Regions from separate parts of the Mus musculus genome. Here all the other regions are linked to region 4. The links are chromatin loops, found by intact Hi-C in ENCODE. Cell type or tissue: left cerebral cortex. All regions are shown on one strand. Links, peaks and the distances in the headings refer to the core of each region. The heading gives the core; the rest is flanking DNA. Region 1 overlaps Yipf7 (Yip1 domain family, member 7). Region 2 has its middle 220 kb from the start of Grxcr1. Region 3 overlaps Grxcr1 (glutaredoxin, cysteine rich 1). Region 4 holds the start of Kctd8 (potassium channel tetramerisation domain containing 8).

Region 1 (5,000 bases), core at 1-5,000, 180 kb after region 4:
AGTTTAGAATTGCAAATGCCAGCTGCCTAAATGAAGAAAGAAAAGGCAAAACTTGTATTGACTGAGCCTGTATGCTGTTAAGTTCTCCAGAATTAATATCCTCATCAGGGTTCCTGTGAGTCCTCTGCTGTGAGGAGCCCAGCTGAGAAATAGCAGTTCTTTCTAGCCCAGAAGGCAGATGCCTGGGCACTGAAGTAATTTGTCAGAATTCAGCAGGCATTTACTCTTCCAAAATCAAATAAGTGAATTTCCTTCAGTTGTTATATTACCCATGCCAATAGTTTATATTGAAGAATGTGACAACTTAAAGGTACAAGTTTTAAATATTACATGGTTGGATTTATTTTTTAAACTAGTTAAATAGGAGCAGCTCCCCAGCCAAATTGACCTACTTTCCCACCCCCACCCCCGAATATATGTGTAGCTTTTAATAAGCATAATCCTTCCATTTCCATTGACAAAATGTTAAGAAACCTTCCTGATTTTCCTGGTCTGGCAGGCATGGACAAAGATTGTGCATGCGGGATCATTTAGCACAGACACTTACTGCAGTGAAAAGAAGACTGCACAGCTGGACAAGAGGACCATGGGGAGCAAGCAGTATCCCAGCACACTGGCCACACAGCCATATGACACCCCGGAGTTGCTCATCAAGTTCAGTAAGGCGTGAATCCCAAGGCAGCCAATGGCACTCATGCCGTATACATAACCAAACTGGGCTTTTCCAGCCTGAAGCAACGCAAAGAAAAAAATTAGAAATCAAAACATTTGAAAGTGTACTAGATGCTACTGAATATCATAGTAGATACATCACCAGGTCACTGAGGATTCTGGTTAAAGTATAAAAAACCCACCGCCTATAACAAGAATTATAATCTCCAAAATAAACACCTTGATAACATGTATCTATTACATATAATTAAATTATATATGTGTATTTATATACATATATACAATTTGGGACAGGCTAGTCATGCTACAAAAATAGGAAGTATTGCCAGTGTAGCTTTTTAAACCAAGCATTACCTATAGAGTGTGACAGGAGTGAAACTCTTTTTGCCCCATATTTACTGCATAGCTGAATGATTGATGAGAAGAATAAAACATCTACTACAGTCTTAGAAATTTACAGTTAGTATCACTAATAATGTTATTTTAAGAGTTTGTTTCAAATGCTAAGAAAGGTTTAATATTGAAATGGAAAATAAGGTGTCTGGGTTTTTACCTCAAATGTCTAAACCCTACCTAGACAATTGATTTTTATTAGTTCATCTTGATCTAAAATGCTTAGTGTTCTTCGATTCAAATGCTAACCAAAGCTCCCTGTAGTTCAGAGGATCAAGTTCCAGACCTCGTAGACTTTGAGTACCAGCTCTACCACTGACCTACATTCCAGTCTTCTTTTATGAGACGGGATCTTGTTAAATAGTTCGGTCTGGTCAGATGCGTGTACTTTATATGCCCATCTCCTCAGGGTTGGAATGACAGGCAAGAGAAGGTACTTAAATAACTCCTACTAGCTTTATGCATCCAAGAGTGATCTTGATGATGACACTAGCACCACTGTCCTTTAAGAGATGGTATTCGTAACATATTCCACAGAGAAACAAACAGTTGTTATATTACAAATGACTTGCAAGAGAAAGATGGGTTAATATACTATATTGATTGTTTCTGACTATTTGATTAATTGCCATGGCCTTACATAGTAGCTGAATCAAGACTAACACATTACTGTAAAAAAGAGAAGGGAGCCCTGAGAATAAGTGGGCACTCTGGTTGACAGGGTTTGAGTTAGACAGTGTTGGCGTTTTATTTGTGCTAAAAGGAGGGAGCTTGTTATCGCTGGCTGTTATATAGGAGGAAAAGAATGTGATCACTGGTCACTCCGAAACTAGATTGCATTCAGTACCCTGACTGGGTAGTATTTTAAATTTAACAAAGGGTAAGAAATCACGTATGTAGTCACACATACTTTTTAAACCACATTTGAAATATATAGCTGCATTAGAAGAAACTACTTGTGTGTGTGTGTGTGTGTGTGTGTGTGTGTGTGTGTGTATAGGGGTCTTCATGTGTGTATGCATTTGTATGTACATATTCATGTATGTGTGCTGAGAGAGGCTGTTTAACTGAGCCTACCTTCTGTATCTAACCATGGAATGGCTGGACTGCTGACTAGGAAGCACCATGGTTCCGAGTACTGGCGTTATTGTCATGTATCTCTATACCTATTTGTTAATGTGATGGGATACAAGGTCATATCCTAAGGCATGAGAAAAAGCAAATTTCTTCTGTTTTTTTTTTTCTAGAGATCTCTTCAAAAGTAGCACTCATAAAGACAAGTCAAGAAATGTCAGTTTGGCTGTCGGAAGATACCATAAGCAATGTGGCTCCCAGAGCCACACAGAAAAGGATGGGTCCTGTGAGATCCGTTTCATTCATGATGCTGCCATCTGCTGGCTTCATTGGGTTTAGCACCGTCAAGGTTTTCTGCCATATGTGATCAAAATTAATTCCAAGTTCTGCGAAAAAATAAATAAAAAGTCAAAGGTACATATAGGAAACAAAGAGTTATATTCCTTCACGGATAGTATATCTATTTTTTCATGGTATCCTAAGAGAATTTACCTAGTTGTTTTCATAATCTAAAGTGTGAGGTATAGTAAGCAAACAATACACTCAAATACTTTAAATTAAAAAAAAAAAATCTGTTAGGAAAATTTTCATCGGGCACATGTAGTAAAATTTTAATTCTAGCTAAAAGCACGGGAATTGACATACAGTAAAACCTATCATTGTAGCTAACAGACTAAAAGTGTCTCAACCACCCCTGTCAGATATTTTCTCCACCCACATTTTCAGCTGCGAGCACTTCTGTAATCAGGCCGCATCACTCACTACATAATTATGCGACGACGTTCAGTTTAGCCCTAGAGTTTCCCTTCATCCTTCCTAATAAGAACAATAACCTTGCTCTACATTGATAAAACCTCCACGAGGAAGAAAGTGTACGACTCTTCCTGCAGAGAGCAGTAACCACGACGTACATGCAGATGTTTATAAATCAATGCACTGGGAGATTGAGTCAATATACTCAAAGATTAAATACAAGGGACAAGTTAATCTTTTCCTTTTGTAAGGGAGAGTATTAGAATAAAATCATTTCGCTAAAGCAAGCTCTGATTGATTGCTCAGGTTTTACTGGCCTCTCAAGATCTACAAATACTGGTCTCACACACATGATAAATGTAGTGTGGATTCATTACTATTTTATTCATCAGATGGGCAGGATTTTGAGAGGTGAAGTAACTTCCTTTTCATCATTACCATATTTGTTAATTACATAGACATTTACTTAAATGTAAAGGGGGGTAAAGAAGAGCAGAAATAATGATTAACTGTGGCTTACATCCAGGAGAAAAATCAATATCAAAAATGTAAGATCAGAGAATCTGACTTGGTTTGTAAGGAAACTGTGCTAGCATGGGAACTGAACTAGGGGCCTCTGGAAGAACAGCGGATGCTCTTAAATGCAGAGCCAGCTCTCCATCCCTGCAAGAAATGTTTTAAAGATCATAAGATTAAACTTTCAAAAATGAAAGTGAAAGAAACTGAGTAGCATTCAGATGGTAAAGCAAGGGCTGCTAGGAAGCCACTCCTGTCTGACTGCTGGCTTCCTTAGACGCCCTCACAAGTTACAACTGGAGACAGAATGGGTCTGGCCGGTGTGGGATGCCAATCTTTACGGTAAAATAACATCTACACTTATTTAATGTCAAATATTTAATGCAATTTCAATGAGACAAATCGTGGCATGAATATTTGCGACTAAATGTGTCACATTTCTCTAGTTTCAAAAACTCCTCTGCATACATTCTCAAATAAATTTTTGAAGAGTAGCTCAATCAAAAATAATATTATTGTTGCATATTGTTAACTAGAAAAATGTGAAAAATATGTTTTATATATTCTTATCTGTATATATCACTTTTCTTAAATTTACCCATTTGATTTCAGAAACAACAAAATTCTTGAAGAGCATTATGTTTATAGAGAATCTGGTTTTACCATATATGGTAGGTACTTAATTCTGCTAATGTTTAGCAATATAATATCTATTTGGGAGATTTTTAATTCTTCTTTATACCTTATCTACATATTACACTGGCTATTATTATATAATGTTACTTATAAAAATGATAATAAATAACTTATAAAGTCTAAAAGTGAGTAATACATTTCCACATTGGCCAATCTTATTCCTGTAAAACATTTACAAGCTAGGTCCATGTACAACCAATTTATCATCTGTCAGTCTATCTGTCTGTCTGTCTGTCTGTCATCTACTTATCCATCTATCATGTGTCTGTTTATTCTTTATCACCCATCTATGCATGCATACATCTATCTATCATCTACCTCTATCATCTGTCACATCTATTTATCACCTGTCATCTGTCTACCTGTCTTTCTGTCTATTTATATATCTATATAGCTATGTATCTATCAGTCTATCTATCTATCTATCTATCTATCTATCTATCTCTCGATCTATCTTATATTTAATTTATTCAATCTTTTCTACAAGAAAGGTTACCTTCCTTAATTCAACTGCCCATTCATCCATCTATATATGTCAATCTTTCTTTCTTTCTCTCTTTATATATATCATCTATCTATCTATCTATCTATCTATCTATCTATCTATCTATCTATCTATTTATCTATTATACATATACACATATACATAAATATACATACACATATATTATATATAATGAAAAGAAGACTATGAATTTGAAAGAGAGCAAGGAAGGTTACACAGGAAGACTTGGAGGTAGGAAAGGGGCAAATTGTAACTATACTATAATCTCAAAAAATAAAAGAAAGTCATTTTAAGAGTGAGCCAGTTCTTTGAATTTCTGGTTCCACAGTTTTCCTTTGCCTTCAGTGTATTGTATCTTAAGATCATGCACACTGGAGGATGTGAATGTTTC
Region 2 (5,938 bases), core at 495-5,494, 1.1 Mb before region 4:
GAGTTGAATCTGGGAAAAATGCACAGGGTTAATTTACAGGTTTCTTAAGTGACTGCCTATGAGTAAGGGGAGCATTTGGCACTGCACTAAGAAAATAATTATTCCTCCTGTCTTCTTAGTCTGCTCTTTCATGAGTCAATTTTTTTCTGTGATGATCTCATAACCAGGTACTCAAGAGTCATGAGAGATTGTCTTCATCTAGGACGAGGATATTTCACTCTTTTGACCAGGAATCCTAAGGGGTGGCATTAGTGATATCTTCCTTTCTCTTGCTAAGGCAATGAGAGATGGATTTCAAAGCTGAGTAAAGGGAAGCTTTCACCTTAATAGACTCTAAGCCTGCTATCACCAGTCTAGCTAACAAAAGGATCTATCGAATCCTACTCACCAACTTCTGCCCTGACCTCTGATCCTTTTCCCACAAGGGGTGCCCTCAGTCCTTCGATCTCAGTAGGGTTCAGTTCAGTGTCTTTTCCCTTTTACAGTGGTCCTGAAAGTTTTTCTTTCCTGTTTAAATCTAGCTGGTGCAACTTCTTTGCAAATGATAAAAATAATTTCAATCAGAGGATTAATTAGAAACTAATCAAACCCTGGGTGTATACTTGTTTTTAAAATTATTGTAATCAAATCTAATATGAAAAGCAAAATGGAAACAATTTCATGCAAATTCTGATCTGAGAGACTTTTTGAAGTCAGTCTCCCATTGCTCTTGCTTCTTTAGAGGATCTTGTGCTTAGTCATCTCTTAATATACTAAATTAGTGTTTTAGGATTTTGAAGATGTGTACCATTTAGCGAATTAGTTTTCTTTTTCTTTTAGTCAAGTCTTAGAAATTTTACTGATATTGGAGTAACATCAGTCCATAGAGACTGACTATATTGATGCCCTGTCTTTCTACTGGAAGTGGACTCTGTAAGTTCCCTCTCCCCACTGTAGGGCATTTCATCTAAGGTCCCTCCCTTTGAGTTTTCAGAGTCTCTTATCTCCCAGGTCTCTGACTCAGTCTAGAGATTTCCCCCACCTCCTACCTCCTGAGGTTGCCTGTTTCAATTCTTCCTGCTGATCCTCAGGGCTTCAGTTCTGTCTCGCCCCAGCCCAATGCATGATTAAGTTACCCTCTTCCCCTGTCTGTCCCCTTTCCCATCCAGGTCCCTCTCTCCCTTCCTTTCTCCCAGTAATTGCTTTCTTCTCCCTCCCAAGTGGGATCAAGACATCTTTACTTGGGCCCTTTGGCTGGTTAACCTTCTTGAGTTTTTCGGATTGTATCCTGAGAATTCTGTACCTTTTTGTCTAATATCCACTTATCAGTGAGTACATACCATGCATATCCTTTTGGGTCTGAGTTGCCTTACTCAGGATGATATTATCTAGTTCCATCCATTTGACTACAAAACTCATAATGCCCTTGTTCTTAATAGTGGAGTATACTATTATAATACTCCATTGTGAAAATGAACCACATTTTCTGTATCCATTCTTCTGTTGTGGGACATCTGGATTGTTTCCAGATTCTGGCTATCACAAACAAGGTCGTTATGAACATAGTGGAACACGTGCCCCTGTGGCATGGTGGGGCGTCTTTTGAGTATATGCCCAAGAGTAATATAGCTGGGTCTTCAGGTAGACCTATTTCCAATTTTCTAAGGAACCTCCAGATTGATTTCCAGAGTGGTTTTATCTGTTTGCAATCCCACCAGCAATGAGCATCAAGTGGAGGGATGGGGTTGCCATCCCATAGTAAAAAACTTTGACCCAGAATTATTCCTGTCTTGAAAAACTGCAGGGACAAACATGGAGAAGAGACTGAGGGAAAGGATGTCCAGTGACAGTTTCAAACTGGGAGCCCGCTCAAGGGGAGGCCCCAAGGCCTGACACTATTACTGATGCTATAGTGTGCTTACAAACAGGTGTCTAGCATGAGTGCCCTCTGAAATGCCTCCAAAGCAGCTGAAAGAGTCAGATGCAAATATTTACACCCAAGCAATGGACAGAAGCTAGTGACTCCTCTGGTTGAATTAGGGAAAAGCTGGAAGAAGCTGAGGAAGAGGGCAACCCTGTAGCAGGACCAGCAGTCTCAACTAACCCTGATATCTCTCAGACACTGGACCACCAACCAGGTGGCATACCCCAGCTGATATGAGGCCCCCAACACATATACAGCAGAGGACTGCCAGGTCTGAATTCAGTCAGAGAAGATGCACCTAACCCTCAAGATACTTGAGGCCCCAGGGAGTAGGGAGGTCTGATGGGGTGGGGGCGGGGAAGTGGGGACAACCTCTTGAAGATGGGGGGGGGTATGGGATGAGGAACAGTCAGAGGGCAACTGGAGGGGGAATAAAGACTAGACTTTTTAAAAAGATTAAAGAATAAGATAAAAAGACTGACTATTAAAACATAAGAGTGATTTTCTTCAATGTGTCTCCTTCTGTTCCTCCTCCTTTCCCTCCTCCCCCTTCTCCTTCTATGTTGTATAGAATACCAGAGGGGAAACTTTAGAGGAGATACTTTTAATCCCGTAATGATGTCTCTTTTATAGGTGCAGTAGCAAACCATCGTCATTAGGAAAGCAAAGAAAAAAATCAAAATGAGAAAAATGACCCTTGCTAACTTTTGGAAAACTTTGGTATCTTCAAAAGCGTTCCAACTGATTTTATAATTTTAACTCAGTGCTAGTATCAGTTTCTAAATAGTTGCTTTTTCTGGAGGCCAGTTACTGTTTTCTTATGCATGAGGGCATTCGAAGCACATTTTTTTTAAAGGTATTCAGAATGGAGGAGAAGTAAATAAAGCTAAAGCTAAAAGAGAATCTGCTTTCCTGAGATAGAAAGGATATTCATATTCGGTGATATTATCTCTTTTTAGGCTAAAAATACCACAAAGAGTGCTTTCTTTCTTACAAGCAGACCAACTGTGGTAGTATCCACCAGGCCTTGAGAACCTGTGCTTTGAATATACTTATTACATCTTGTTCACTGACTACTAGGTGTGTCTCTCACATTGATTCTAGTTCAGCTTTGGCATAGACTGAAATAATAGTCTTCACAATTGCAAACCTGTGCTAGTGCACTTACTCTAGGTATAGGGTATTTTATGTTGAAGCAGGTTTTAAACTCTTTCCCCTGTGGTATAGCGAGGCAAGATGAAGATACTCTTAGAGTATCATAAACATAAGAATTATGTTGCTCGAATTGCTCAAAGTTGGAGAGGAGTCAGGACTCGGAAAAACTGATTACTCAGCACTAAAATTTTAATGAAAATACCTGGTTGGAATGCATCCAAGTGCAGAACGCTTTGCTAACTTTCCTTCAACTGCTTCAGCAGGTGGCGCTAGTGTGCTTTTAATGACACTCCGTATGCGTGTTGAGAAATAACTGGGCTAGAGTTTTTCTGTTTTCCCAGGGAATGGGCAGTTCTGTAGAAAACTAGGTACATAACCCTCTACGTATATGTATACACACACACACACACACACACACACACACACACACACACACACACACACACACACACACATATCATTTTAATCATGAAAGCATTCATGAATTACTTCTACAGAAGCTAACAACAAAAAGCTGTAATTGAAATTATCCAGCATAGGATTAAAATGCTTTCTTCAGTTTTCCTAGATTTTGGTTATGTTCTAGATTAATTCAACCGACGGCTACATTGTTTTGCCAACAGATCACTAAGAAAATTGATACTCTGCTACAGATCAGTGTGTCTTGTACAACGTGGATATGATTTAGCATAATGGAGGAGGGCCTGGGAATCTGAATTTCTAACACGTTTCCTAATGTTAGTATATATGTTCCTCATGTTAAACTTTGGGTAGGACTCCGTATCTGAGCTACCTTCAAGTCCGGTCACTGTGTGACGTTGGCAAAGCCATTTCATGACTTTGATAATGCAGTTATGAACCCAGGAGAAAAATATGGTATAGTGAACTTCCCTTTTGGGAATATGTGCACAGCAACCATCTAAAGATCCTATAAATTCTGAATTATCTGTTAATTTTAATTTACAAATATTTTAATTAGGGCTGGAAAGATGGCTTCGTGGTTAGGGATGCTTACTCTCTTACAAGGACACAGGGTCAGTTCCTCTGTGTGCAGTAGCTGTCAGCATCCTGTAATGCTCTAGGTGATTTGATAGCTCTGTCCTCTGTGGCTCTGGTACACTTATGCACACTGATTTTCAATTAATACCTCTTCCTGTGCCCCAACTTAGACATAATTAAAATAAGAACATTATGTTTAGTGTGTTTTAGATGATTTTTAAATTGAACCCACTGACTTCCAAATTTTTAGCAGTGATTTGTTTACAAAGAAACATTTTATTTCATTTAGACTTTAGCTTATGGCTTGACTTTTAGCCCCAAAGGGAACCCTGAAGCGAATAGAATGCTGGGTCTCTAAGCCTGAGAACTGACAGCAAGTTTACAATCTGGTACAAATAATTCACAGAGAGAAAGAAGGAGGAAAAAGTTCTAAATCACTTAATTACGCAACAGCGACTGAACAAATACCAAGGGGAATTGAGAGAGCAGTTGTGAATCATTTAATTCTGTGACCTTAAACTAAATTAATGTTCTAAGGGTATATGGTAGGCCACTTAGCCCTCTTATTTCCAGTGGGACTAGCCTCAATTAACACTGGCCCTTCTCAGGTCTAAGACCTTGCTGATATATGATTTCTTGTTGACCTCAGTAAAACTCACTCTGCTACCACATACAGTTTGTCCATCTGTGTCTCAGCAGGGCTCAACAACTTACAGTGGTTTACTGGATCGGGCAATTGCTACTTTAGTAATTAATACCTGAGTGTTCAGCAGCTGAGCAGTCTGAATAAATGACTTTTTAGATGTGTAGGCAAATTGAAGCAGGGTGCAAGATTCTTGTGGAAAGGTGGCGCTTTGAATTTTCAAGTCAGTCAAGTAAATGAGCTCTATTCTCTCAGTGCTAACTTTGAAATCCCATCATCTCTTTATCTTATTTCAGCTCCAGAGTTCAAAGCAGAGTGTGAGTCAATTGAGTTTTTGTAGTTTCTGTGACTTTACTAGTATAGTGAAGGTCTTTTAGAACCTTCCATTAGGGGTCATTGAGAAGTGAGGTTAAACACATGGAAAGACAGTTTGGGACTACACTAAATCACTAATGTATGCCACCTGAAAGTTTCTTTGTTTTGTTTTCGTTTTTTGTTTGTTTGTTTTAGGGAAAGTTATTCTGGGTGGAAGAGATGGTTTCTAGATTGTTTCCTAAACTCTTTACTTGTTACTTTGTGATTTCCTGAGAACTAACTTTCAATTCAACTATTAGTGAAATTTTACTTGTTTCAAAATAATATTTCCCTATAGTAAAATTTCAGGAAAACCCTTTTTTCCTTCTCAATGTGAGCAATATTTACTGATTATTTGAACTCTTCAGGCAATTTTGTAAATATTTAAATATCTTGGGTAATTAGTAGTACTAATAACATGCAGTTTTTCTTACAATAGCAGCAATCATGATATGCAAAACTGATATGTATGTTTAGATATATAAATTTCCACATTAACCTTAAAAAGATGACAGGCTGAGGCTTTCTAAAGATGCACTATGCCCAACTTCCATCACAGGAGGAGAGTCTGTGCATATTCTGTGCTTTGTCTTCATTGACTTGTAGCCATTCCATAGCATGGATCTCTGATGTCCCCAGACTTTCCCCGATGAAGAATTAGATTTAAAGTGCTCACCAAGTTCCATTTTACTTCCATAAAACTTGCATGGAACAGACAAGAGTTTCAGGCCTAGATCTTGCTCCTGAGAAGTTAGCACTCTTTTCAAAGCCAGGAGGAGGCAGCTGTGAGGTCTGGGAATGTGTCGAGAGAGAGAATGAAGAGCAACCAAGTGAGTAAGATTTGATATTGTGAAGCTCCCAAAATGTACAAATAGCATACCTCT
Region 3 (5,938 bases), core at 549-5,548, 1.2 Mb before region 4:
CAAGAATACTCAGTGTTATGTTCCATAATACTCTTTGGGATTACACACAGTGCTGGCTGCAGAGGCAGGAGGATCACAGGGACTTGCTGGCCACCAGCCCAGCTTGTGGTTCAGTGAGAGACCCTGTCCCCCTAAAATAGGGCAAAAAGTGATAGGGTAGGCACCTAATATTTTCTTCAAGCTTCTGCAAGCACACAAGCTCATGCATCCGCATACATGTGTGCAAAGCACACACACACATCATATACATGCATTTACATATATATGCGCACAGATACAGACAGACAGATGGACACACACACACACACACACAACAGCCCTGTCTTCAAATATAGTTTGTCCCACTCCATTGGTATGACATGAGGACCTTATGAAGAAAACAAGTCTATTTAGCTTACAGTTCTAGAAGTTCAAAAGCCTATTACCTGCTCAACTCTGGTGAAGGGATATCTGGTGGAGTCGTCACTGTATCCAAGGCACATGTGGAAGGGTTCCATGCCAAGATTAAAAACAAGAGCTTTGGGAGAGGGCAGGCTCTCTTTTTTAGTAATGACCCAATTTCTAGGGAACTAATCTATGTCTAACAGATCAGACTACTCCCACATACAGCAACAATGTACCCATAAAGTTCCCATGACCTTCAACTAGTTTTCGTCTCTTAAAGTTTCATCATCACAGTGGAGACATTGATTTTTAGGTACAAAGATTGATTTTGTGTGTGTGTAATGCATGTTTATGCTGTTGCATGGGGGTCAGAGGGCAGTTTGTGAGAGATGGTTCTTTCTTTCCATCATTGGGCTACCACCATAGATGGAACACAGATTGGTAGGACCAGCAGTAAGTGTCTTCACCAGCTCAGCCCTCTTGCCAACCCCTCTTATTATCTTCCTACTTTTTCTCTCCATGTCAACAAATGAGGTGCTTCTGTTCTCTTAGACCAGTGCTTCTCAGCTTTCTAATGCTGTGACCCTTCAACACTCCTCATGTTGTGGTGGCCCCCAACCCTTGTTTTGTTGCTACTTCATAACTGTAATTTTGCTACTGTTATGAGTTGTAATGGAAATATCTGATATGTGTGATATCTAACATGTGACCCTTCATGGGGTTGAAACCCAGATGTTGAAAACCACTGTCTTAGATAGCTCCTCTGATCCTCAAGTCTCTCAAAATACTATTTTTCCTGCCATGTACAGGAAACTTCCTGAAAGAAATTGGGACACCAGATGTAGATGTAGTATACTTCACCACATTTGTAGTATTGTTTGCTAAATGATTTCAGTATTGTACAAAACTTTGAGTTAATAATTAAAGAAAATAATTATTTGAAAACTTCAATAGCTTCTGGGAAGCCCAGTACAGACTAGTTCTAAGGTAATTCTGGGCTTTGTAATTAATTGATTCTATTACAGCCTTTATTATTTTCTGCCTCTTGTCTACCTCTGATGTCCACTGTGCAGTTTCTTGAGTTAGATTACTTCCTTTTTCCCTCTAAGGAATGGAAACTCATTGATGTGAACCTATGTTCTAAAATGCCTTTCATCATACAAATGAAGTTGATCTGTCACATCTTAATTTTCACTGTAATTAGAGTCAGTAGAGATTTTGTTTTTGTTTTTGTGTTTTTTACTTTCTATAAAAGTTCTTTGGAGAACTTGTTAATTTTCAAGAAGTGAATGGGTTTTTTTTTTAGTAGTCATTATTTACAATTTTGTTACATCGTGGCCAGATAAAATGACCCATGGGGTCCTTATTATTTGGAATTTATTGATGTTTTTGTTGCACTCTAAACTATGGTAAGATTGTTTTATAGAGTTTTCATAGTCCTTTGCAAAGAATATATTCCTTTTTTCATTTGTATGTGAGCATAAATATAATTTTAAAATTGTATCTTCATTTTATTTTATGAACTGACAGAGGTCTATGTAGTCTAAGCTCACCTCAAACTTACTGCATAGCCAAGGGTAGTCAAACTCCCAATCCTCCTACCTCCCCCTCTTGAGTGCTGGGAGAACAGACATGCACCACCATATCCTGCTGTTAAGTTATATTTATAATTGCATTACCCACATATTTTGTTCTTGTCTTAATAAAATATTTTAATAATAAATTATATATATAATTTATTATTCACTGTAGTTATCTTCAGACACTCCAGAAGAGGGCATCAGATCTCATTACAGGTGGTTGTGAGCCACCATGTGGTTGCTGGGATTTGAACTCATGACCTCTGGAAGAGCAGTCAGTGCTCTTAACCACTGATCCATCTCTCCAGCCCAATATAATATTTTTTTTATCAAATGCAATGGTGTGATTTTATCAGTTGGGGTTCACATGTTTAAATGTGCTGGTGCGCTTTTTGATAATCCGCTATCCTTCTGCTTTAATATTTCACTATTGTAATATAATATTTTACCATTATAATATGAAGAGCTTTAGTCAATTAATGATTTTTGGCTTGAATTTGTCTGTGTTTCATTTTAATACATTTAACTTATGGGTTTTGTTTAGTTATTCTTATATTTCTTTGCTTGTAATTAGGATTTAATAGTTTCATTTGTGAACAAAAATAATCTTGTACTTCATATTACTGACACAGCTTGTAAACATTTATGTTTCAGCAAGGGAGTTTAACCACTTACATTTATTGTCTTAAATAAAGTTTCATCCTTACTGTCATTCCATCTGGGAGTGAATGAGTTGCTTGTGTGCCTGTGTGTGGGCATGCCTGTGTTTACAAATGTATGAATGTGTGCGTGTGAAGGCCAGATGTCAATGTTGGATGTCATTCCTTAGCCACTGTCCATCTTTAAGAAAGGGTCTCTCCTTTACCTGAAAATCACAAAGTAGGCTGGGTTGACTAGTAATCAATGCCCAGGAATCTGCCTCTGTTGTACTATTGTTTGTACACACACACACACACACACACACACACACACACACATCCCTCTGGGTTTGTTTTTATAGTTTAAGGGATCCCACAAGGAGATGGCATGTGAGGGAATCACAGCATAGCTCTGTGGGCTATGGCTCAAGGGTTCATGGGTTCATAAGTCTTGGGTTCATGGCTTCTCAGTGTTCTTCTTGTTGTGTTTTTATGCAGAAGGCTAATCCTGCATTTGCACTTTCCAAGTGATTTCTCAGTCTTTCACTCATAATCTTCCCCATCTTATGAACTTTATGAACATCTGTGCCATATACATAAAAATATTGCAGTGTTTTATTTAGTCCTTCCTACCTAGCATCATGTTTCTTCATCCAAGGCAAAAACAGTACCAATGATTCCTCATTGTCAGACATTAATATTTCAAGCTATGGTTCACTTCATAGATAATTCTGGATATAAAATATTGCTGCTGTGGAATTGTGTTCTCAGAACAACACAGAACAGATAAGAACACAAAAGCTGTTCAGCAATGCATTTCAAAGTCTCTGCTTTGGACAATTTTCACAAGATAATTTTGTTATAATTGTAAACATATTTTTACATATATGTTTTCAAATGTAGAGATGGTTCATTTAAGGTGCTTCTTTTGTTTAGAGAGAAAAGAAAGGCTGAGTAATTTTTCTTTCTATTGTTTTAGACTTTGCCAGAAAAAGTTATCATCACTACTAACCATTGACCACTAGGCAGCGCTAGGTTCCCATCGTTGCTCAGGAAAACCATGCATGGGGCAGACAGCTGAGCATTGGGGAAAAGCCACAGGTTGTATGAGTCTTGTTAAACCGAGAGTGCATTAGAACCTGAATGAGAATTCATAGTATAGGTATGCTGCTCTTCGCATTAATAAAATGAATTAGTAAATCAGGCAATGACACTTCAAATGTTTGATGATCTTTCTCATTTAAGGAGAGGAAGAACAATTATACCTCTGATAATTTAATCAATTAAACAGAACATCATCTTTGAAGAATTAGAAGAGTTGTCGATAGGATTATAAGATCAAGAATTTTACAACCATATCATGACAAAATTTTATTGACTGTGAGGACCCTGAGTTGCTTCAAAGCAAACTATGGTACTGGGGAGTGATGCAGACAAAGGCTTTAACTGGTACCTCCAGCCTAAAGCAGATGCAGACGCCTGAACTATGAAACTGCTCAGGCCTTTAGATTTCTTTATCATGCTGCTTTATCCAAGAGAAATTTTTTAATAAGTCAAGAGTATATAGTTTTTGTTGTTGTTTGTTTGATTTTGCTTTTTGCCTAATGTTTGTTGCATTCAAAGTATGCAGGTAAATCACACATTTAAAATTATGTTTTTAAGGATGAAATTTAGGGGTCAAAATGATTTCCTTAGAGGAAAAATTACTAAGAAAGAGAAGTAGAAAATTTGGTGAATAAATCTTGATTTAGATGGAGCACCATAGAAACCCATTACTTACATAGAGTTATAGTCCTCTGTCCTCATGACTTGCGGTTTGCCCTGCTGTGGCTAATCCTGTCTGATTAAAAGTACACATTATGGCAGGGTAGAAATAGCTTTGGTTACAAAATGACAGGGAACAAAGCAAAGCCATAAATTTCAACATCCAGTGTGATTTTATGACCTTAATAAGTCATCTTTAACTTTGACTTAAAGTTGCTTGGAGAATAAATCATCCTAGATTTTCTAACTTGTGTTTTTAATGTGTGGGAAGAAATTTTGATGTATAAATATTCTGTGCATTTTGAAGATGTACTATATAATTCTAGTAAGCCTATAGATTTGTGTGTGTGTGTGTGTGTGTGTGTGTGTGTGTGATCAAGTTTTATTTTTTTGTCCCAAAATTGTAGTCAAATAATCCTTTCCTTGTGAATTTATAAAGCAAACTCAGAAATACTGCATGTAGATTTATTATAGAGAGCTAGCATCCTTAATTATGATGTTATAAAGATGACTCTGTGATATATGTACACAATTGCAATTACCAAAGTTGCCAAAATAATATGTTGCTTGTATAAAAGTATAATCGTCAGTAAATACCACAAATTTTAAGCCAGTGCATTAGTGGACTGTCAGTAGATTACAATGTGGATATATAGGCTTGCATCTCTGCCTTACCATAATATGAACATCTTTCGTCACAATCTCTTAAATCATAAGTGTGTTATGTCTTCCTGAATGTTGTTTATATCTCTTCCTTTACCTTAATCCTACACAGATTAACTTAGACTCCTGTTGTGGGTAGCCAGTTTTTTGTCTCAACTGTCTTGTATGTCATTTATACCTTAAATGATATGCATGTACAAGCACTCTATATTAACAGGAAATGATCATCCATAGGTCCAGTGCCTTTTATGTAGATAATGTCATGTAATAGACTTAAATTATATTTATTCTTCTTTTCTGCCATTTATGAGAAATTTAAAATATTTGAAGTTTACTTCATACACAAAACAGGTTGGCAAATTCTGATTTTGTTGGGCCTAAATCATATATACTCACACAGGTTGTGCCCTGACTTGCCCAGTCTGGCATGGCCACATAAGGGACAGTATGACATGGTTTCTTGTCCCTGGAACAGAGACAGCAGGGTGTGGGCCCCCACAATGTTGTTGGTTGCTGTGGTGTAAGGCTTGTCTGTGTAACAGTGTCTGTATTTTGTTCATGTTCCTCCAAGTATGACCTCTCTGGCGAGGTTAATAACTCTGTGATAATCAGAGATCGGGGAGGTGAGAGCATGTCTATGTCTCAGCAAAATGGTGGCATACTGTGACCTTCAGGATAGCCCTTAAGGCTGTGAGAAGGAATGCTGAAAACATGAGTTCAAAAATATTCAATTTCTCAACTGTGCAAAATATAAGGATGCAATATGAATTGTATAAGGGGCTTCACAGATTTGAAGGAACATAGGCAGCTGCACTATGAGCCACCTTGTCATAAAGATATAAAACCATGCACATTTAAATGCAGGCAGGTTCCTGAGTTCAAGGTCAGCCTGTGCATTCTGAGTCTGGG
Region 4 (5,938 bases), core at 494-5,493:
TGTCATGAGAAAATCTCAGAGCTCATCAGGAAGGTGAACACTCAAGAAGGGGTAGTTGTTATAATATGAAAATATGATTTGTATTTAATGTCTTATCTTCAAAATATGCAACAGACACTAAATTTTAGGTGATTTTCAAATCATCTTTTAAAATTAAATTAGCAACTTCTAATTTCAAGTTGTTATTGAGTGGCATTGTTTTGCCTTAATTGACAGACTGTATTTTCTCTTTGTAATGAGCATGTTTCCTTTTCTTCCCCTTTATTAGGGGACAAAATAGGAATGACTGAAATTAAGAAACTAAGAAACATAACTCCATAAAATCAGTACTTAAACTTAGCCAGATATGCTGGTAAATGCCTAGAGTCTCTGTACTCGGTGTCAGGAGACCAGCATGAACTACTGCTCAAGACTAAAGGGGCGGAATGTAGAATCAACTTGAGTTCAAATCTCAACTAAACACAGTTTTAATATGTAGCGCTTTGTAGGTATGTATTGGATGGGACTAAGCTTCCAAGGTGACCAAAGTAAAACTCAGGTAGGGATGGAAGCAGGGAAATTATTTAGCTAGCACTTTTGCTTGGCAAGATACAAGAAGTTTTAAAACATTGTGTGTGTGTGTGTGTGTGTGTGTGTGTGTGTGTGTGTGTGTGGTGTGTGTGTGTATGTGTGTGTGTGTCTGTGTTCCTGAAAAACCATCCCCATCAGTCTAGTCAGTGCTTGCTGATTTAACCCTGCAATTAAAAACAAAATCATTAACAGCACTCATGTTTATATCTTCTGTAATAAAACAAAACCAAAACCAACCCACAAAAGAATACTAACCATGTGAAATTAAACACTCACTTCACATCATATTCTGAAATGGTTAGAAACATATCCTTGATGAATTGACTTAGAGCCTTAATGCATCCAAATCCAGATAAGGATCTCAACGATAAGGAGGACCTTATTTAATTTTAAATATTTTAATTGCTTAATGTAGATGCAAGAGATGCTACTTTTACACAAGAAAATATTAACATCCTTTTTGTGCTTTCCCAAATACTGGTCTTTTAAACTGTGTAACAAAGAGTGTTTGAGATAAACAAAACAAGGAGCCAGGCCTGTAGCAGCAGTACTGGATGATAGCCTTCAGAAGGAAGAGGCAGGAGGACTAAGAATTGAAGGCCAGCGTGGCCTGCGTGGGAAGACCGTCATAAATGATAAATCAGTAAATGGGGTTGGATCTTTATGCATTCTTCAGTGGATATGCATTTGCTCCCCTGCAGCAGAGCTCTCCTTAGGAACTCCAACACTGTCTCAAAATGTCACCTAACTTTCAGAAGCAAAGTGTTGCCACTCACTCTGCCTCCAAGGTTACCAAAAACATACTGGCACTGAATTGTGTGTCAATCAACCCTGCACCTGCAGAAGGAGAGGCCTCTTTCCCCGGCTCTCTGCTCAAGTGTAGAAAATTAATCATTTTTGCTTTGCAATTGAGAGCTACTTAGTAAGGCAAACACAATGAGAGCCAGGTTACTTCCATTAGAGGCTTTTAGTGCTGTCCCCACCCTGCTGAACACACACACACACAACACACACACACACACACACACACACACACACACACTTACACGGCTTTTAAAGCTTCTTGTATCTTGCCAAATGAAAGTGCAAACCAAATAATTTCCCTGCCTCCATCCCCACGGGAGTTTTACTTTGCTTACTTTGGAATCTTAGCCCCATTCAATATATATCTACATGCCCCTGCATACTAAGACTGTTTAGTTGAGGTTTTGAGCTCAATTGATTCAACACTCTACCCCTTTAGGTAAACACACACACACACACACACACACACACACACACACACACACTCATGGCATGCAAACGCCTGTCCCCTTTTGGACTCTCTAATCCTGAGAGCCTCACTCTGAAGCCAAAACTCATTTCTCCTCTCTGACGTCTGTCCATAACATTGGGTAGTTACTTAGAGGGTGGATGACAGAGGAAAACCTGTATGTTACTAATTAATGGAGGTCATTTTACAGCAGCAGCCCTCATGTGCCAGGTCTCAGGAGGGGCTATTCTAGAAGCACAGTCACCATTTCATGAGTTGTGTCCTTCCAAAACCACACGCAACTGGAGCTCTTGCGCGTAGAACCGCACAGGAGCTAATCTTGGCATTTTTCTTGGCGCTGTCCCCATTTCACTTAGCCCTTTAAAGAAATGATCAAAGAAACTGACCCCCTAAACTCACATCAAACAAGAGAAGGAGGGCCTATAGGCACACACACACAAACACACACACACACACACACACACACACACACACACACACACACACACTACTGTCATCCCTCCTCTTAATCCTATGCAGTGAAGAGTTTCTAGAGCATCCTGGGGCTAGGCGGGGCAAGAAGGCAGAAATCAATAAGTTCAGGAAGAGAGCCTGAATCCAGGGATGGGGGAGGAAGGGATGAGTACTCTGCACTGCTCAAGGGATGCTGGCGGGAGAACTGCTAGTACAGATTATCAGGCTTGCCGCCAGGGCACTCTGGCAGGGGACATCCCTTCTGGGCCACAGCGGGACTTCCCCCGCCTCCAGTCAACAATGTCAGAGAAAGGGTGTGAGATGCATACATAGGTAGCTAGGTTGCTAACTTACGGAAGAAGATGTATTCAGTGTAACTGCTCCAGATCTTGTCGTCTCGGTACTGGTTGACAAAGGCGGCAGTGCCAGAGGAGTTGCACGCCACCATGTGGAAGCCGGCCTCAGACAGTCGATCGAACGCCTGCTCCAAGTAGGTGAACTTGAGGTAGAAGCGGGATGTGTACTTCTCAGGCTGACGGTCAGGGTCGCGACTCTCATTAAGAGTGTCCCCAAAGACCTCCTTGGCCAAGGCTATGCGCCCACACACCATGATGCGCGCCACACGCCTGAACTTGGCATCTGCCTGGTTATCTCGCACCGTGGTGTAAGAGCCACGGTAGCCCAGGGTGAGGAACCCAGAGCGCTTGTCCGGAGCGCTGCCACCACCGACTACACCACTGACACCATGTGCCCCAGAGCCCGAGGGCGCGCCAGCCGCCGCCCCACGCAGCAGCAGTGCGTCGCTGCTGCCCTGGGAAACGTTGTCCTCCAGGTCGCTCTGGCAGCACTCATCGTTGAGCGAGTTCTGCTTGGTGACCTTGGGCGACAGCAGCTTGACCAGGTCGGTGAGCTGAAAGAACTCTGCTTCGCGCAGGAGCCTCTCCTTCTCGGGAAAGTGCTCGGGCAGTGCCAGCTGCTTGTCGCGCAGGTAATCCAGCACGTACCTAAAGAGGAAGCCGTCGCGGTCGATGAAGAAGCGCGCGCGGCTGTCCCTGGGCAAGTCGCCCCGGCGCCTAGCGCCGCCCCGGGGACTAGAGGGTGAGAACATGCTGGCCAGAGTGCTGTCCGGGACGCTGAGTAACGTCGAATGCTTGGTCACATAAACCTGGCCGCCAACATTCAGCTCCACTACCTCGGGGAAGGGCGACGGGGCGCAGGGCCCCGGGGCGGCGGCCAGCGGAGCGCCGGGAGAGCTGGACGCGGACACCATCTCGCTGATCGGGAGGATGGTGCTGCCGCCGCTGCCCGTGTCCTTCAGAGCCATGGTCCCAGCCACCGGCCAGGTGACCCAGGAGAGCCGCACGGAGTGCTTCCCAGAGCCTCGAGGTCCCGGGTCCTCGGCGTGCGCCCGGTAGCCCTGCACTCTCTGGCTGGCCGGCGCGGTCCTCAGGGCACCCGGCGCTGCTCAGGGTTCCCGGCAGCAGCGGCGTCGGAGGCGCCCAAGCTCCATCGGGGAGAGACTCTCAGGAATGGACCTCCGCGAGCGAGCACGGCTGCTCCTTTAGGGTGACCGACTGCAACTGTGCGAGAGACTTGGAGAGGAGGTTCGGGGGCTGCGCGCGGCTCTCCGAGGGGAGGGCAGGAGGCGGGGCCGGAGCGAAGAAAACTCACCCCCGGCTGCAGGCGAGCCAGCGCGCCTCAGCCGGGAGCGCCGGCGCCGGCGCTAACTACTAGCAGCCCAGGAGGTGGCACTGACGTCAAGCTCCGAACTGGGACTGGAGCCACAGCTGTCATTTAAAGGGATAGGCTCTGGGGCTGGCCTGGCGACTCCAGAGCTAGGGAACTGGGATGAGGGCAGGGGCAAAAGGAGAAAGACAGGATGGGACAAAGCTGAAGAGGACAACACAAAGAATCCAGAGAAAGTGGACTACAACTCTCTTCATTGCAACAGAATCTCATTTATTTTCTCTCCGCACCCCGCCCCCAATTCTTTCTTATCTTCCTCCTTAACAAAACTAGCTTTACTCTCTTCAAAGAGAGGGCCTATAACCTGAATTCTCAGCTATTGTGTTGCAGATACTGGCGTTTGGGCTGTGTTTGTTAAAGGGCTGGGGGCTGTGAGCTAGGTGGAGTTGAATCCCAACTATTGTATCTTTAAAGTGTGTGTGTGATTGTGTGTGTGTGTGTGTGTGTGTGTGTGTGTGTGTGTGTGTGTGTATACAGAGAGAGAGAGAGAGAGAGAGAGAGAGAGAGAGAGAGAGGCAGATCCCCCTTTACCTATCCCTTGGCATCAAATGACGTGATTGTAACTGATATTCTACATCCTGTTAGGATTTAAAACTCATAAGTTTGATTCCATTTCACAAAAGCAATAAAGGACTATGAGTAACAAAGCAACTCTCTGCAACCAAGGTCACAAAAGTTGATGCACAGAAGTTGAGGAAGAGACAGAAAGGGGACAATTTTATTTTATTTTTTTCTAATCTTGATCCTCCTGATCCATCCTTCTTTTTATTTCCCTTGCAGTCTCTCAGAGCAAGAGGATGACTTATGCTTTGTTGTCTCCCTAACTCTAGTGCTCTGCTCACAAATACAAATCAGCGTTATTTGTGATGGAAAAAGAAGACTGAAATTCAGAAGAGAAATTCCTTTCCATTGCTAGATAATTTAACAGGCTGTCCAGCACTAGGTGTAACTTAATGACCATAAATGGGAATCATTGTCTTACAAAATGCTAAACTGAATATGGAGTTTTGAGACACAAAGGAGTTTGCTCCAAAAGTATTTATAAATAAAAATTACATACAAACTTTACTGTTATAATCCCCACCCCAAATGCTTCTCTATGGTTCCTCCCACTCAAAATCACCCAAATAGTAATGGATTTGAGATTCGGGTATAACCTTACATTTTCATAAATGATGAATATCCTATTATTTGGGCATTACAAACTATATTTAATTCATTGATTCTTATAAGCCGCATCCACAGAGAATGCTACATCAATTTTGAAAGTTAGATTACCTGAGGCAGCCTGAGCTTAATGGACCAATGAAAGGACACAATACTTTTGTCAAATGATTAAGACTTAAAAGAAGGCTTGCAATAGGCATGTTCACTGACTCCTCTTACTCAAACATAATACCTCATCCTCAAGTTATGTTGATAAATAAAATTGAGAAGTAAAATTGATTTAAGTCCTTTTTTTTTTTTCTTAAATGCTTAAATAGAACGTTGGAAACAATCCGAAAAGGTACATTGTCTTCTACCTCATTTGAAGAATAAGAAAATATTTGTCCTTTAAAATAATGGTTTCTGGAAAATGAATTAAGAAAAGTTTTATAACTTTCATAGATGAATAAGTAATAATGCCTCAAACTGCTACTAATGAGGCCCATTTATCATGAAGTAAATGTCCCGAATGATGAGGATGGTGCAGACTCTTGCATTCTAATGAAATGGATATACAGACAAATATGAATATGGACACAGAAACAAGAGATTACTGATGCTATCAGCTTAAGATGTATTTTCATTGGTGTTACATAAAACAAACTTATGAGATGGTCAGAATTTTATACTCTAAGTAAAATCACTCTAGTAATTCATAGTAAATCTCATTGCGAGTGGTATTGTGTCACA

What was found. A loop is a pair of places that touch in the nucleus more often than their neighbours do. Peaks named below come from ENCODE experiments on the same cell type or tissue, not always from the same donor. Only the 100,000 strongest peaks of a DNase experiment are listed, where the experiment ranks them.
Region 1: it touches region 4 in a loop (8-fold over the local background); 12 of 42 quality-filtered maps call a loop at or near these places.
Region 2: a loop joins it to region 4, with 6 times the contacts of the local background. A loop is called at or near these places in 6 of 42 quality-filtered maps.
Region 3: it touches region 4 in a loop (2.9-fold over the local background); 4 of 42 quality-filtered maps call a loop at or near these places.

Annotation. Positions count from the first base shown.
Region 1 is chr5:69,518,646-69,523,645 of GRCm38, forward strand. Yipf7 (Yip1 domain family, member 7) reads right to left here. Exons shown (of 6, transcript NM_023784.5): 4 at 2,380-2,525; 5 at 548-729. Among named protein-coding and RNA genes, the nearest start is that of Yipf7, 22 kb to the right of the region's middle. In left cerebral cortex, for the core only: a CTCF peak has its summit at 2,478 (motif pointing left); a DNase peak (open chromatin) is centred at 2,449.
Region 2 is chr5:68,249,559-68,255,496 of GRCm38, forward strand. No RefSeq gene overlaps it. Among named protein-coding and RNA genes, the nearest start is that of Grxcr1, 220 kb to the left of the region's middle. In left cerebral cortex, for the core only: a CTCF peak has its summit at 3,302 (motif pointing right); a DNase peak (open chromatin) is centred at 3,324.
Region 3 is chr5:68,124,971-68,130,908 of GRCm38, forward strand. The region is part of intron 2 of Grxcr1 (glutaredoxin, cysteine rich 1); the gene reads left to right. Among named protein-coding and RNA genes, the nearest start is that of Grxcr1, 96 kb to the left of the region's middle. In left cerebral cortex, for the core only: a CTCF peak has its summit at 3,619; a DNase peak (open chromatin) is centred at 3,649.
Region 4 is chr5:69,337,682-69,343,619 of GRCm38, forward strand. Kctd8 (potassium channel tetramerisation domain containing 8) reads right to left here and starts at 4,028. Exons shown (of 2, transcript NM_175519.5): 1 at 2,651-4,028. The coding sequence starts at 3,620. In left cerebral cortex, for the core only: CTCF peaks have their summits at 2,725 and 3,961; DNase peaks (open chromatin) are centred at 1,460, 2,182, 2,693, 3,136 and 3 more places; H3K4me3 peaks cover 2,029 bases; H3K27ac peaks cover 993 bases.